Regions from separate parts of the Homo sapiens genome. Here region 1 is linked to region 2. A link is an interaction called in ENCODE POLR2A ChIA-PET data of the cell type or tissue named here. Cell type or tissue: HCT116. All regions are shown on one strand.

Region 1 (2,500 bases), 230 kb after region 2:
CTTGAGTTTAAGGGGCAGACAGGATGCGCTCTCCTGATTGAGATGCAAGCCCTTCTCTCAGGCCAAGCCCGGTGTGTGCCAGGTGGGAGATGAACGTAATGGTTTTGAGATCTGTTCCAAAGTCAGACAGTCCAGGGTTCCAGTGGGGCTCTGTCCCTTCATATTGATCATGAGTGATTTTACCTCTTTAAGCCTTGTGTACTTTTCTGGAAAATGGATCTAAAGCTAATAGCCGTCTCAGGGAGTTGCTTAAAAATCCAGTGACATTAGGAAAGAGCTTTATCAACTGCTGAAGCCCCTAATACAGAACCTTAGGGGGAAACAGTAATTATTATTCATTTTCTAATTCCATCCTCTTGTTCCAGGGGAAACCCTCAGTAAAACCAGCCCAGGTCAAAGCCTCATCAGTTTCTACTAAGGAGTCTCCAGCAAGAAAGGCGGCCCCAGCCCCTGGGAAGGTGGGGGATGTGACACCCCAGGTCAAAGGAGGGGCCCTGCCCCCAGCCAAGAGGGCCAAGAAGCCAGAAGAGGAGTCAGAGAGTAGTGAGGAGGGATCTGAAAGTGAGGAGGAGGCCCCTGCAGGGACACGAAGCCAGGTGAGGCCTGGAGGAGGGCTGCCCCTTGGAGGACCTGCGGGTCCCCCAGCAGCCTGAGCACTCTGCCATGAGCACCTCTGCCACTGGAGTTGGGGAGAGGGAGGACTATGGTGTGAAGTTGAAGAGCAAGAACAGCCTGCTTCCCACAGGGGAGTCTTGCACTCCACTTTGTCTGTGACCAACTTTACCTCAGTTTCTCTGCCTAGTAAATGGGCCGCTGTCCTCGTCCCAGCCAGTCCTGCTGTGAGGGACTTGAGAAGTTTTGATTGCCTAATCCTCTGACTTCTCAGGACAAACCAGACCCTGAGCAGGCAAACACTACGTTAGCTAAAGGGAATCCAGTTCCCTTCCCCATCTGCTGGGAGTGGGCAGGGCTGCAGCCCCAAGGCCCTGGGTGTATCCCAAGGGCAAGACAGGGGGGCTGGAAAGCAATGGAAGTCAGAGCAGGAAGGAGGAAGAGTGAGGGTCACCCACCCAGCCCCAGGCCTGGGGCAGGACAAGGCGGGGGCATGCAGTAGATAAGCAGATCCCCTGCGTTAGCTGCTGGTAAATGGTAAAGAGGAAGTGGGGGACATAGGAATGGCAACTTGAAGCAGAGTGCTCTGGGCTGGCCTTGGGAGAAGGCGTCTCAGTAAAGACCAGAAGGAGGAAGCACTCTTAGGAAGGTCATTCCAGGCAGGGGCTCAGCAAGTGTCAAGGCCCTGAGGTAGAAGTAGGACTACGAATTGTGACAAATTGTTGTTCCCACCCCATCTACAGGGAACTTCTACGCCTCGGCTGTCTATTTTGCAGTGTCTGGGGGCTACACAGTGTTGGATGGGCATCCACTTTGAGAAGGAACACAAATGTGAATTTTTTTTTTGAGACAGAGTCTTGCTCTGTTGCCCAAGCTGGAGTGCAGTAGCGGCAATCATAGCTCACTGCAGCCTCACTCCTGAGTAGCTAGGAATACAGGCACACACCACCACACCCAGCTTGTGTGTGTGTGTGTGTGTGTGTATAGACAGGGTTTCACTGTGTTTCACAAGCTGTGGACTCAAGCAGTCCTCCCACCTTGGCCTCCCAAAGTGCCGTGATTACAGATATGAGCCACCGCACCTGGCCATAAATGTGAACTTTTATGTAAAATCTGCTTTCTCCATGTTGGCTCAAAAATTTAAAAAGGAGCTAGCCAAGCAAGACCTGTGTGGAGCAGCCTGCACTTTCTGCATGAGAAGCTTCTTAGAAGATCAGAGCTGCTGTTTTCTAGGGTTGTTGGCCCAGGGCTGAACACCCAGGGCCTTCCAGGGAAGACAGGGCCTGCAGCCACCCTGCCAAAGCCCCAAGACAGTGCAGAGCCCCACCGAGGAGTTAGTGAAGAGGGGGCCAGGTGTGCAAACCTTGCCCCATGAGGCTGAGGGTGGGCTTCCAGGGGTCCTGCTGCTGTCCATGTGCAGAAAGTCCAGTGAGGGCCTCCCTCAGTCCCTTCCCCACTTTCAGACTGCCTCTTCATTCCTTCCCTTCCCTGGGCCTTTGCACACCCCCTCCCCACAGCCCAGTCTGATGATGCTCCCGATAAGCCAGTGCCTGTGCCTCCAGAGCTCTCTGGCCAGTGGGAGCCCAGCAGAGGACAGGCTCTAACTACCCAGTGTGCTGGGGCACCAGGGGGAACCATGTTAAGGAAGTGGTGTCTCTTAGGGAGCCAGAGACAGAGGAGGCAGTGGCTAAGTGAAATGGAACAGGGGGCATGGAGGCTCCAGGAGTGAGAGTGTGTGAAGCTGATCGATTTTTGAGAAACCAGGAGGCCAGTGTGGCCAAAGTATCAGTCAAGGTGGGGAGTGGGGAGGGAAGCAGGGGAGGTCTTAGGAGCCTCATTAAGGCCTCTGGACTTTATCCTAAAGGCATCACCAGAGAGTTTTCACAAG
Region 2 (2,500 bases):
GCTCGTGGGGAAACTGAGGCTTAGGGAAGGAAAGCAAGAGGGCCCATTGTTTTGGCCTAGACAAGATGGGCTCGGGTGATCGGTGGGGCTGAAGCTCACCTGGCTGCGCAGCTCCCCGCCTCCAGCCCCTGCTAAGATGTGAGGCTGGTGGCTCAAGGCCCCAGGCTTCAGGCTATAGCTGCCCCTGCCCTCTCCACAGCACACCTCTGTCCTGCCACACATTGACCTTTGTTTCAAAGTCACATTCTCTGCACGAGCCCAGCCAGGCAGGGATTGGCGACTGAGACTCAGAGGAGGTAATTTGCTAAGTTGTTGGGAGAAGTGAGCCACAGACTCCAGTCTCCTGACCCAGTCCAGTCTTCTGTTCTCCGTACCGGGGCACTTTACAGGCCTGGGACAGACTTTGGAGGGGGGTTGGGGTGGGAAGTAAGAAGACCTGGCTCTAGTCCCGGCTGTGACACCCACTTATAGGATAGTGGTCCCCCCTATCTGCAGGGAATACATTCCAAGGCCCCAGTAGATGCCTGAAACTTTGGATAAAACCAAACCCCATACATACTATGTTCTTTTCCCTGCAAATACATACCTATTATAAAGTTTTATTTATAAATAAGGCACAGTAAGAGATGAACAACAATAATAATAAAATAGAACAATGATAAAAATATACTGTAATAAAAGTCATGTGACTGTGTTCTCTCTCTTAAAATATCTTACTGTATCGTTCACTCTTCTTGTGAAGACGTGGAATGACACGGTGCCTACGTGATAAGAGGAAGTGAGGTGATGGCGTAAGAATTGTGAAGTAGCGTTAGGCTACTACTGACCTCCAGACATTATCAGAAGGATCAGGTCATCTGCTCCAAGTGATCCTGGACCACCGAGCCATGATGGTGTTGATGGCTGGATGTCAGTAGTGGACTTTGTTGATGACTAACAGGTGGGTAGCGTATATGGACAAAGGGATGATTCACTCCTGGGCGGGACAGACAGGACAGTGCAAGATTTCATCACACTACTCAGAACAGCACAAAATTTAAAGCTTGTAAGTTGTTTATTTCTGGAATTTTCCATTTAATGTTTTTGGACCACAGTTGATCTGGGGTAACTGAAACTTCAGAAAGTGAAACTGCAGCTAAGGGTGACTACTGTACAGTCCTGACCCTCTCTGAGCCTCAGTTTCCTTATCTGTGCAAAAGGGTGGGCAAGAGTGTCTTGGGAGCACTTTCAGGGCTGACATGCTGTGGCCCTCAGGGCTCCACTCTGGGAAGGCAGCTGTGCTGAGCTGGAATGCTGGGCTCGGGGTGGGGGTGCTGGGGAGGGACCCATGTCATGACTCAGCTCAGAGAAGGCTGCCAGTTCCAGGCCTGGGAGTCTGTGGGGGCAAGAGGCATCTGGAGCCAGGGATGAAGTCCTCCCGCCAGCAGCTAAAGAGTAGGAAAGGGATAGCAGCACAGCCTGGGCCTGGCGGCAAGTCTGGTCCATGTGGCTGTCCCCAAGCAGGCTGAGATGTGGGTGTGATTGGGTCATGTGATCAGGGAGCCCCATCCTGGGAGCCAGAGAAGAGAGCAGGATCGGAGGGTGAGGAGACAGTTACAGGTGGAGGGGAGAAACTGGGGAAGTGGCCGAGGCTCCCACCCGCCCCCTTCAATCCTATGCTCGCTCCACTTCCAGTTGTTGGAGAAGGCTCAGTGCTCCACCCCTGCACCACGAACCTCCCCACCAGCCTCGGGATCACTCTAAGGGCTACAGAAAGAGAGCAGCCCGGCGCAGCCCACTCGGTGTTGGAGCCATTCTCTGTGCCACGCTGCTTCTAGGCCCGGGGTCCTCTTTATGTTTCTCCAGGTACCTACAAAGTCCCCTGAACAAAGCAGCAGAAATCGACTAAGATGGGGCCTGGCGTGTGCTCCCGCTGCTCTGGAAGTCCAAACTGGATGGAAGAATAGCGCTGGTTCCCTGGAAGGCTGCTAAGCCCCCTGCACCCCCTCCTCCAGCACAGGCTCGGCTGCCTCTGGCTATCCCACCGCCAATCTCCTCACCTCCAATCTGTCCCCTCCACCTGTTCTCACACCCCAGCCAGAGGGACCTTTCTGAAATACCTATGTGACCTCTCCGGCCCTCCTCTGCTCTCCATCCCCCTCAGGCAAAGGCTGGCTTCTCTGCCCAGCCTTTCAGAATCTTCCGGCCCGGCCCTGACAGCTCCCTCACAACTGAGGGAGGAAGGCGGCTGCCCCTCCAGCTCCCCAGGGCCCAAGCCAGGCCCTCACACTCGTCACTCACTGCATGCTCCTCTCCCCATGAGGCCTCCCCAGGGAACACAATGGAAAGAAATGACCTATTTTCTGGAAGTCCAAAATAAGATGAAACATCTGTCTGGAATGGGGCCAGGCTGATAAAGAACGGGCTGATCTCCCCAGCCCGAGCCCCGCTCTCCTGCAGCAAACACCCCCTCACCCGTCAGAGTGCCTGTGCTTGGGGGTGGGGGCAGCGATGCGGCTGG

What was found. Peaks named below come from ENCODE experiments on the same cell type or tissue, not always from the same donor. Only the 100,000 strongest peaks of a DNase experiment are listed, where the experiment ranks them.
Region 1: POLR2A ChIA-PET joins it to region 2 with 5 read pairs; 3 of 35 experiments call an interaction of 5 or more read pairs at or near these places.

Annotation. Positions count from the first base shown.
Region 1 is chr5:150,371,641-150,374,140 of GRCh38, forward strand. It overlaps TCOF1 (treacle ribosome biogenesis factor 1), which reads left to right. Exons shown (of 27, transcript NM_001371623.1): 7 at 366-596. Among named protein-coding and RNA genes, the nearest start is that of TCOF1, 15 kb to the left of the region's middle. In HCT116, no CTCF peak of the experiment used is centred here; no DNase peak of the experiment used is centred here.
Region 2 is chr5:150,142,150-150,144,649 of GRCh38, forward strand. All of the region lies in intron 1 of PDGFRB (platelet derived growth factor receptor beta), which reads right to left. Among named protein-coding and RNA genes, the nearest start is that of PDGFRB, 12 kb to the right of the region's middle. In HCT116, no CTCF peak of the experiment used is centred here; a DNase peak (open chromatin) is centred at 972.